Linked DNA regions of Homo sapiens: region 1 is linked to region 2. A link is a contact called in ENCODE Hi-C or POLR2A ChIA-PET data. All regions are on one chromosome and are shown on one strand. Each heading gives the region's core, a stretch centred on a gene start or an enhancer-like site at or near the end of the contact. The rest is flanking DNA. Distances are from core to core; before and after follow the strand shown. Region 1 holds the start of TSLP (thymic stromal lymphopoietin). Region 2 has its middle 120 kb from the start of TSLP.

Region 1 (5,278 bases), core at 1,615-4,114, 120 kb after region 2:
TGTGGTAGAGCTTGTCATAGTCTACCCCTTGTAGTGGCAGTTTAGAAGCTCAAAACTCACTTTTGAGATCAATTGTTATAATTCTCCAGTTTTTAGTAATGCTTTTCTATAGCCTTCCCTGCACCTGATTCTAACCGCCCTATTCCTTTGCTCCATTCTCTTGTCTCACCTTGACTGTTTTTTTACCTTTTGACACCAATGTATTTATTGCAAATCACTTCAAATGCTACTGGAAAGGTAAATAGTGAACAAATGAACTGCTATAAAACATTACCTACTTTTAAAGAACTCGCAATCTAATAGAGAGATAAGGTTGAAAAACATTATTGAAATGTTAAGTAATCTATAGAAGCCATAGAAAGAAGTCCAAAATAGATACGGCTTACAGGATAATGAGGTCACATCCTGGTAGGAGACCACTTTTGGAGACATCAAATAAGATGAACATGGCAAGACATGAAAATCTAACATCTCAGATTGGGAAGAAAACAGCTCAGAGCATGTTTAGAGCATATTACCTTCAGATACTGTTTGCTGGAAGCCTAGGAAAATGAAGGAAATAGGGCTGGAAAGACAGCTTGGAGCCAACGCAGGAGGGATAATTGTAATCTCAAAACAACCTTGAGTAGGTTGTTTTGCCATAACTTTTTGAGCAGACAAGTAATATAATCCAGGTGATCTAAGAGGTCACATAATTACAGATAAGGAAATTGGGGGCAAAAGGAACAAGTGTTTAGCAATGTTTTAACAGACAAAGAGACACCTGGGATGCCTTAGAAAGAGATACCCTGCCTACCTCATCTGAACAAAGACTCTACATAGATCATAGACACAAGGGGTTTTTAAAAGAGGAAACAAAAAAAGGGAGGCAGCCTGGTTATACCTCCAGAAGAATGCAAGTCGAAGCTCAGTGTAGGCTGCTTTCTGTTGTTCTTGCCCCCATCAGCAATCAAGAGATGAAGCCGAAGGTTCTAGTGGGCACTCACACTCTCTGGCCCTACAGCAAGCCACTAGAGGGGAAGGCATGTCAGGTGAGGGTGACAGAAGCAGCCACCATGCCCTTTCCTTTGTCTCTTGGAGCTATCCCAGCCCAGTGAAGAAATCTAAGTTTAGCTCCTGTCTGCCTATATAATAATGTCCAGCTGCCGACCAGAATAATCTCTGATGTCACAATAGATTAATCAGGTTTTGGCATCATCCCACAATACCCTGAGAAGTTGGTGATGGGGGAAGAGTGGACTTTTTTTTCAAAGAATGCTGTGGTGACTCGAGTACAACACATGAAGAATTCCAGAAAAGAGCCATTTTTGAAGTCAGCGGTGAATCAGAGGTTTTCTGACCCTCTCGAGTGCCTTCTATGAAGAAGAGTTCAACTCTGGCTCCAGTTTGTCCCCTACTCTTTTCCCGAATCCCTCGACATTCCTTGCTCTTTTCCCCAGGCACCGCATGGCCTGTGACATTTGCTGGGACTCACACACGGCGTCCAACCTCCTTTCTCCGAGCGATGACTCCTAGGAACTTCCCAAGGACCAGAGCGATGCAGGCTCCGACACGCGAGGGCGGGGGGCGGGGGTGAGGGGTGCGATGGACGGGGGAGCGGAAGGGAAAGAGAGAGAGAGGGGACCTGGGTGTAGAGAGGGCCCAGGGCCGCATGAGCCAAGCCAGGGAGGAGCAGGGGGTTCATCTCAGCAACCTGATCGGTGTCGGCCTTTCCCTCCCTTCAACCCTCCATTGGTGTTGCTGGAACTGGGAAGACTGCTAGACAGACATCCTCTAGGGCACTCTCCCTGACTCACTTTGCTGTGCTTTTAAGCGCTCTTTTCTGGATCAACAAGAGTTTGCTAGTAAAAATCTGAGCCCGCCATCTCGATGCTTCTCCTGTCTCTAAAACTGGTGCCCGGGCTGAGGCCCCAGGTGACAGACGTTTTCCAGTCTACGCTGCGCGGGGCTAAGCCTCTGCGAGGCAGAGCGCACTAAAGCGTGCGCCGCCTCCGGGAGAGCTGAGCTCAGGACAGCATCGTCTCCGTGCGGTCGCCGCTGGGCACCCAGCAGCGCGGTCTGGCTCCGCTTCTTGTGTCGCTGGCCTTAAGAGTGGGACTGTGAAGGTGGCTGGGCGCTGGAATTTGTGGTTTTAAAAGTTCTTGACACCTGCTAGAAAGTGCTAGAGGACTCTTCAGCCCCTAAGGTGCCCCTAGCCACCAAGAGTAGGCGTTTTTCCTGAAATTGATATGGGAAATTTGAAAAGTAGGGTTTTTGAGAACAAGCCACATCAGATCTTTCCCCACTTATTTCAACCTCTTATCGTTCCTGCCCCTAAGGTTCTGGTCACGGTTGCACATTTAATGCTTTCACATGGAAGTGCTGTCGAAGACTGAGACTGCACCCCACCCTCCAAAGCATCCCATAAGCAAGCACAGTTTCTTACTAGCCAAGGAGAAGGGAAAGCACTAGTTGAAAGTGGCCACAGGAAATGCTCAAAGATGTTCAGAATGCATGGGACATATGCAAGGACTCCAAATCCTTACAGTGGCTGCTGGTTTCAGAAGGTGTTTCTCCCAAATAGAAAGGATTGGTCACGGAAATGCCCTGTAGGAGAAAGACACTGGTATCCGTTTCTTAAAGGACATTCACACTTATGAAGTGTTTAGGGCAAAGCAAAAAGGAGGAAGGTGAGGGAAATTCCTGATGACTTTACTGATGTTAAAATTCCATAGATTTAGCTACTCCTTTTTTTTTTTCCTTTCACATCATCAATTCAGAATTCTATAAAGGAAGAGAATGACATGGTAGAAAATCATTGGCCTAGGAGAAAAGAGCCCGTAGGCGTTTAGGTGTTATATAGTGCAGCCAGAAAGCTCTGGAGCATCAGGGAGACTCCAACTTAAGGCAACAGCATGGGTGAATAAGGGCTTCCTGTGGACTGGCAATGAGAGGCAAAACCTGGTGCTTGAGCACTGGCCCCTAAGGCAGGCCTTACAGATCTCTTACACTCGTGGTGGGAAGAGTTTAGTGTGAAACTGGGGTGGAATTGGGTGTCCACGTATGTTCCCTTTTGCCTTACTATATGTTCTGTCAGTTTCTTTCAGGAAAATCTTCATCTTACAACTTGTAGGGCTGGTGTTAACTTACGACTTCACTAACTGTGACTTTGAGAAGATTAAAGCAGCCTATCTCAGTACTATTTCTAAAGACCTGATTACATATATGAGTGGGGTAAGTGAAGAAGCTTTTTTAAAACAAATGTATTTTCATCAGAGGAGTCGGCATACACACACTCTACAATTTAACTTTGTAGGAAAGAAAAATAATTTAGAAAAAATCATGGCCCCACATTTTGTCAAGGATTCTTACAAGTGATATTCAAATATCTAATCTAAAATGATTATCTAGAAATTGGCACATTCTAAGTGTGCAGATGCTGATGAGGAGCAGGTATTGATAGACAGCGCGTTATGCGTCAAAGGATGTCTATCCTTTGCTAAAGTGTTACTCTGACTATGCTGTAAAAAGCAGGAGGTAAGAGCTTAAGAAAGAGGAGTAAAAGAGATAATTCTCATGAGATAAACTCTAAGGATTGATGCTGTGCTCCAGGTCTCTCCAGTGTTTTAGATGTTTCAGGATGCTATTTATTACAGAATATGGTGTACTTGGAATTTTTTTTAACATACAGTAGTAATCATTTTCCTGATTAACCTAATTTCTAGACAGAGTTTGCATTCATGAATGGCCACAGTACAGATGCGGACATCCAAAGGATGGCATTATTACTCACAAGCATAGTGCTATGTGCAGTTATGGCTTGAGGGAAGGGAGGGGGGAGGTCGCCCTCTGAGACCTGAACCTTTTGGTGTGGTTTCAAGCACTAACCAGCACTATCTAATGGCTATTTCACTGCCTTGTCAATGACATAGGAAAAAGGTACCTGAGTGGAAACTGTTTTCAGGGCACCTTTAAAGCCTGGGAGCAAAGGGTGGAGGGATGATTTTCCTTGTGGACTTAAAAGTCTTTACCCTCTTTGTCCTATTTTTCTTTCTTCCAGACCAAAAGTACCGAGTTCAACAACACCGTCTCTTGTAGCAATCGGGTGAGTAGAGAGTTCAGTGCTGCTGGCTTTCTCCAGGGAGACGCCAGGCATTTTGGAGAGGGAGTATCCTGCTACGTGCAGAACTCCGAGAGGTGCCTGGGCTCCGGGACGCCGCCGCCGGGGGAAAGGGGACATCTGGGCTGTCAGAGCGGGGCTGCGCCTAGCTTGGGACAACACTTCTGTTCCAATTTAGGGAGAGGAAGTCTCTATCCGGAGGAAAGGCAAATTGGGAACTGGGACGAGGGAACGTTGTTAGGGGCACCACCTGCTGGGGTCCGGCGCCTCCGCGCTCGGGCTCGGAATTTTGGCAGCCTCCGCCCCCTGGAGACTTGGGAGGAGCGAGCGTGGGTGACAGTCTTTTCGCGACGAGTGCCCTCCGCCACCCTCGCCACGCCCCTGCTCCCCCGCGGTTGGTTCTTCCTTGCTCTACTCAACCCTGACCTCTTCTCTCTGACTCTCGACTTGTGTTCCCCGCTCCTCCCTGACCTTCCTCCCCTCCCCTTTCACTCAATTCTCACCAACTCTTTCTCTCTCTGGTGTTTTCTCCTTTTCTCGTAAACTTTGCCGCCTATGAGCAGCCACATTGCCTTACTGAAATCCAGAGCCTAACCTTCAATCCCACCGCCGGCTGCGCGTCGCTCGCCAAAGAAATGTTCGCCATGAAAACTAAGGCTGCCTTAGCTATCTGGTGCCCAGGCTATTCGGAAACTCAGGTAAGCCCGAAGCCTCAGACGTTTGCTGTACCTTGGGGCTAACCTCAAATTAAACTGGGGCTTTGGTGCAGAAGTCGTTCTCTTATTTTTATTTAGGTTTTATCTTTCGAAGAGCAAACGAGCCGGGTAAAAGTGGTAGGATGTCAGTTAGACCCACGTTGATACCCGGAATCAAACTCACCTATTTCTACGGTTCTGATACTGTTTTGGCTGAATTATGGTTCTAAACCTTAGGGCAATGTTTCAAGCTATGATGAGTGAGACTTCTATATCAGAATGTTTTGATTGCTGGAGCATAAGAGTATGGCTGCTAAAAATGCCAATTCCCAGGTACTCAACCCAGACCTTCAACATTAAAATCTCAGATTATGGGGCTCCTTAAGAGATTCTTGTCCAGTCCAAAGTTTGAGCAACACCTCTTGTTCTTATCACTTAATTATTGTGTGCTTATTTGCTAAATGTATAATTACATTATACATAA
Region 2 (5,439 bases), core at 487-2,986:
TGAAGCCTCTTTATCCCTGGCATTACCCCTATCAAGCAGGAATACTCTAGACTCTTCATCTGTGAACCTTTTTAGAACTTCCCAGTCTTTGCAGTTTCCTGATCTCCATTATCAGGATAAAATGAGGAACGGCCCCTAGACTCATCTCTTGGAGCATTCTGTGGTGCGATTGTCTTTGCAGGACTTCTTCGTGAAGGGATGTGATGAACTGGACTATTCTGAGAAGGACTGTATGGACTAGATCCATTTCCAACAGAACCAGACCCAGACCTTTCAGGACTATGCTGAATGGATTTTGAATGCTGAGAAGGAGTATTTTTTGCAGAGTGAACTGTACTGAGCATGGGAGCATCAGAGCAAGATGAACTCTGACTAGGTGGTGTAGCAATATGTGAAGGACTATGGGGTGATCTGGGACTATTATTATAAGCTGTAAGGCCAGGCCAAATATCACCGGATGTGGCTGATGAGTTACTAAATTCATCGATAGACTCAGATGGATCATGTTCAAATGTATCTTTCAGTTCCTCCTGTGATTTAGTTTTCAACGGACTCTCTTCTTGGGGTTCCCCTTCAGCTTTTTTGGCTTGTTTTTCCTGAGACCCTCGTCTTTTAGAAACAGGAGATTTGCTATATGGAGATGAAGAACGAGAAGAGAATGATCTTGGAGACCTAGAAGAGCTATATGACCAGTGAGATCTGCTTCTGGATCTTTGAGAAGAAACGGATCTTCTTTTTGGACTCCTGGAATGTGAACGACCTCGTCTAGGACTCCTAGAGTGCCTCCTATTCCGGACAGGTCTATAACCACCTAGATGATATCTACCTCCTCCTCCTTGATAATACCCTCTACCCCTTCCTCTGTACCCATAAGGTCATTTCATTCCTCTATTATTTCTGTACTCACGACGATCATCTCTAGAATACATACGATCTCTACTCCAAGACCTTGAATATGTTCTGGAACGAGACCTAGAACTGTGTCGCTTCTTTCTAGAATGAGATCTTGATCTTGATCGAGAACTAGACTGTCATCTAGACTTTGACCTTGAAGAATGTGATCTAGAATTGGAGCGACCCGTTTCTTTTCTCCTTGGGTTTATGTAGGATCAAGGAGTCAAGTGAAATCTTTGAGATACTGTAAAAATTCTTCCTGGAGAGAATACTCTGAGAAATTAAACTCTAAATTCAAATTCCTCACACACTGAATCGCAGTTCCGGGGATTTATTTCCATTGCGACTACACAGTGGCCATTTCCCAGCTCAAGAAAGCGAGGAAAACCATAGAGGTACCTTTGACGCGCTAGCTCCGCTCTGTCACTTCCTCCTGCTCTAAAACTTTTCAATAAACTGTCACTCCTGCTCTAAAACTTGCCTCAATCTCTTCCTCTGCCTATGCCCTTCAGTCAAACTCTTTCCTCCTAGGAGGCAAGAACCAAATTGCTGCAGACCTGTAGGTATTCACCACTGGTAACAATGTGACATTATTTTCCCGTGGTTAACAGGAGCATATGGGAAAATACAATGTTCTCTGAGCTAGAAGATATGGGTTCTCTTCCTCAATCTACTACAAACCAGCTGTGGCCTCTAGAAAAGTGTGAAATTTCCCTAGGCTTCATGGAATCATATACATTTTGAGCTAGAATAACCATCACATTTTGTAATTGAGACCCAGAGGCCTAAAGTGATTTGCTTGAACTCTTACCACTAGACAAAGGGAGAATAAATTCATTCCAAAGCACGTAAAGGCTTGGAGGTGACAGAGTATGATTCATTTAAAAAACAAATCTCTTGTTATTCTGCCAACAGCCAACTACCTGAAGTCAAATTGGGCATGAAGGCCAATTCCATTAGTTATGAAACTTGGATAAATGTTTTGCTGCATGTGATAACAAATGAGTAACTTAATTCTCTAAAATATGTTTAAACTTACCTAGGTTAACATTCAAGTAAAATATCCTGAAGACTGTGAGAAGGTTTCTAGTGCCCATGAAAAAACTGAACCACCAATGCACACATCACAGATTTCAAAATGGGAAAATGAATCATCAAAGGGAAGGAGTTCAAGAAAAAAGTCTAAGACGATACTGAATTTTGATAGGCAGAAGCAGAAACTCTCAAGAAAACTAGAAATCATTATCAGAAAAGTAATAAAAAGAAAGTAACCAGAAAAGAAAGCAATCAAAAAGAAAGACAGAATCTACATTTGCTGGGCATTTACCATGTGTCAGGTATCACGTTTTACACTTTCTTGTGTTTTCTCATATAATATTCAAAGCAACTTAAGAGGTTCAGATGGTCAACCTCACTTTGTAAATGAAAAACATAGTTAAGAGAGGTAAAGTGACTTGTCTAAGGTCACAGCTAGTATCTGGTAGAGCCATTATTCAAATTCAGATTCGTCTGTTTGACGCAAAATACTATGGTTTTGCACGATAACTCTCTTGCATTTAGAGCCAGAAGGGGTAGAACTGGTTAAACACTGGTTTAACTTTTTTTTTTCTTGTTGATATTTCTATTAATAGCATACAGCTCCTTTCTTCTTCAAAATATGTTTATATACTTATTCAATCTTTCTTCTTTTTCCCTCTGTCCATCTTCCTAAACATACCTGCATTTTTATATTACTCCTTTATATTTCTCCAAAAATTATTCTTTCTTCTTCCTCCTTCTTTACTCATTCAAGATTTAGTAGCTTGGAGTTCTTTTTAAGAAAAGAAGATACTATAACCATATTGACAGTTTAGTAACATTATTCTGAATACAATAATCTCAACAGTGACTACAAGTAGAATATTAGACAGAGGGATATTTCTTTTTATACTCTTCCTGAATGCTATTAAACTCTAAATGTTTGAGTTTCATGCTCACCAAGATAACATCAGTTCTTTTCCTGGCTACCTGATAGTCAGGTATGTCCACAGATCCTTAGCCCGTTTTCCTTGGTTTCTGCTAAGTAAGCTCTTAGACTGCTGTATTCTCCCTACTTCCCTCTTTATGCAATTTCTCTTTCATAATCCAAATTCCCACTATTGCTCTCATTACTCAATCTTTCTTTAGGAATTCCCATTCCAAGATTAATAAGCTAATATCTTCATAATCTTTACTTTGTAATTTCCTCAGTGCTTATAATTTACTATAGTTTAGTTCTTCCCAGGGAAAATGGCTTCCATGAATTGAATCATTTTCCAATATTCCAAGCATATGAAGACCCTAGGATGGCATCAGGATCCTCCTTCCTCTCCACCACCATTTCTAGACAATTACTCTTCTCTTCTCTTGTTAAACCTCACCTCCAACCCTTTCTCAGTCATTCTCACTTATTATTTATTAAAACCTTTGGCCTTTCCTTCATCTTCAAATCCTGTCATCACCCTGAGGAAACACATAACTGATTTATCTTAAATTTTTTCTGTTTAGATTTCATCACCTCCTTATACCTAGGGATCTCTTCTTAGCTCTATTTTGGGCACTCGCTTCCATGAACACATTCTGGGCATGGTTGTCAAATGCAGCTACTTCACTACTGAAATAATAAATATAGTACCTTTAGGCCGGGCGCGGTGGCTCACGCCTGTAATCCCAGCACTTCGGGAGGCGGAGGCAGGCAGATCATGAGGTCAGGAGATCGAGACCATCCTGGCTAACATGGTGAAATCCCATCTCTACTAAAAATACAAAAAATTAGCCAGGCGTGGTGGCGGGCGCCTGTAGTCCCAGCTACTTGGGAGGCTGAGGCAGGAAAATGGCATGAACCCGGAAGGCAGAGCTTGCAGTGAGCCGAGATCGCACCACCGCACTCCAGCCTGGGTGACAGAGCAAAACTCCGTCTCAAAAAAAAAAAAAAAATTAAATAAATAAACGTAGTACCTTTAAAACAACACTTTCCTATCCTTCCAACTTGCTTTGTCTTTTACACCCAACACATCATCAAGATCTTTGTTCAAGTCTATCAATTCCTCTCATTTTGCCTATCAATCATTCTTCTCTTCTCTCACTAGTGTCCTTAAATTGGAAAATTATGTTGACCAGACCTAAGGAAAAAAAAATGTAAATCTGAAATGGAGTTTTCTTCCCTGGGAGATAACAAGCAAGTTAACGGCAACTCCTTCAATTTCTCTGGCACCAAAGCCACGGGCCCTGAACTCTATTTCCTGCCTTCCCTCCTGCACAATACAAGAATTGTGTGATAAATTCTATGCTTTCTTGTCTTTGCAAAGAACAAACACCTATAATTACCCATTTTTACTTTTGTATTATCAATGTCTAGATTAAGCTCTTCACTGGATTAATCCCAACTACAAGCACATGTGACCTTCCATCTTTCACCTTTAAACATCTCGGGCCAGGCGCAGTGGTCACACCTGTAATCCCAGCACTTTGGGAGGCCAAGGCGGGCAGATTATGAGGTCAGGAGATTGAGAGCATCCTGGCTAACACGGTGAAACCCCATTTTTACTAAAAATACAAAAAGTTAGCTGGGTATGGTGGCAGGCACCTGTAGTCCCAGCTACTCGGGAGGCTGAGGCAGGAGAATGGCATGAACCCAGGAGGCAGATCTTGCAGTGAGCTGAGATCATGCCACTGCACTCAAGCCTGGGCGATAGAGCGAACCTCTGTCAATACAGTTGACTTCGTCCATCTTAAGACACTTTTTTGTCTGAGTCTCTGTGACTATGTAATCTCACAGTTTCCCTTCTTTCTCCTTTGCTCTCATATTCTCCTCCTCTAGGTTCCAAATATTGGAAAGCCTTGTATCTTCATCCTAGGCCCTTTTCTCTTTTTAACCTAGATACTCCCCTGGGGTAATCTTACCTACTGTCATGATTTTAAATACCTTTCATAAACTAAAAACTTCCATAACTTTATTACTAACCCCTGACATTTCCTTTTGGATTTCAAAGAAGCATCTCAAACTTAAAATTGCCAAACCACAGCTCTTGATTTTCCCCTTGTGTATTAAAGGGTTAACTCAGCTGACCCAGACTGCTTAAACCCTGCACATTTCAAAGATCTTCAGGTCTGGTTCCTGGGATGTACCTCTGAGTCCTTGGAATATTCTGCCTAATAAGAGTGTCTCTGTATACCTGGAGCCCTGGGACATGCTATATCAGCCTGAACTTCGTGGGGCAAGGGTGAAGGCTGGACACTGAATAACCAAGCCATGTGGGTGCCCCATGACTATGTGAATGAACTTGTCCAACCCTGGACACAAGGCTTAGATGAGCCTCCCTGGTTGGCCATACTTTATATGTGTTATCACACATCATTTATGGGAGAACTAAATACTGTTCATGTAACTCCACTGGGAGAGGAAAAGTAGAAGCCTATGCCTGGTTTCTCCTAGGCCATACTCTATGCTCCTTTTTCGTTTGCTGATTTTAATCTGTATCCTTTAGCTGTAATGGATCACTGCTATGAGTGATGATAATAACTCAT

What was found. Hi-C counts contacts between places; a loop is a spot of excess contacts on that map. ChIA-PET counts read pairs that join two places held with the same protein, here RNA polymerase II (POLR2A). Pooled maps may share reads with other maps.
Region 1: a loop to region 2 is called in a map of MCF 10A, with 2.6 times the contacts of the local background. The contact joins the promoter of TSLP here to the enhancer-like site in region 2. A Hi-C loop is called at or near these places in 2 of 168 maps with a recorded cell type or tissue (MCF 10A and PC-3) and 1 of 50 pooled maps. POLR2A ChIA-PET finds 5 or more read pairs at or near these places in 2 of 52 experiments (AG04450 and WTC11).

The regions. Positions count from the first base shown.
Region 1 is chr5:111,068,849-111,074,126 of GRCh38, forward strand. TSLP (thymic stromal lymphopoietin) reads left to right here and starts at 2,865. Exons shown (of 4, transcript NM_033035.5): 1 at 2,865-3,213; 2 at 4,040-4,084; 3 at 4,663-4,797. The coding sequence starts at 3,043.
Region 2 is chr5:110,949,700-110,955,138 of GRCh38, forward strand. It overlaps the pseudogene BCLAF1P1. Among named protein-coding and RNA genes, the nearest start is that of TSLP, 120 kb to the right of the region's middle. Within about 2 kb of position 1,737, at least 3 of the 41 ENCODE cell types and tissues checked have a DNase peak (open chromatin) inside an H3K27ac peak, as active enhancers do; they include PC-3, where a contact is called at or near this core.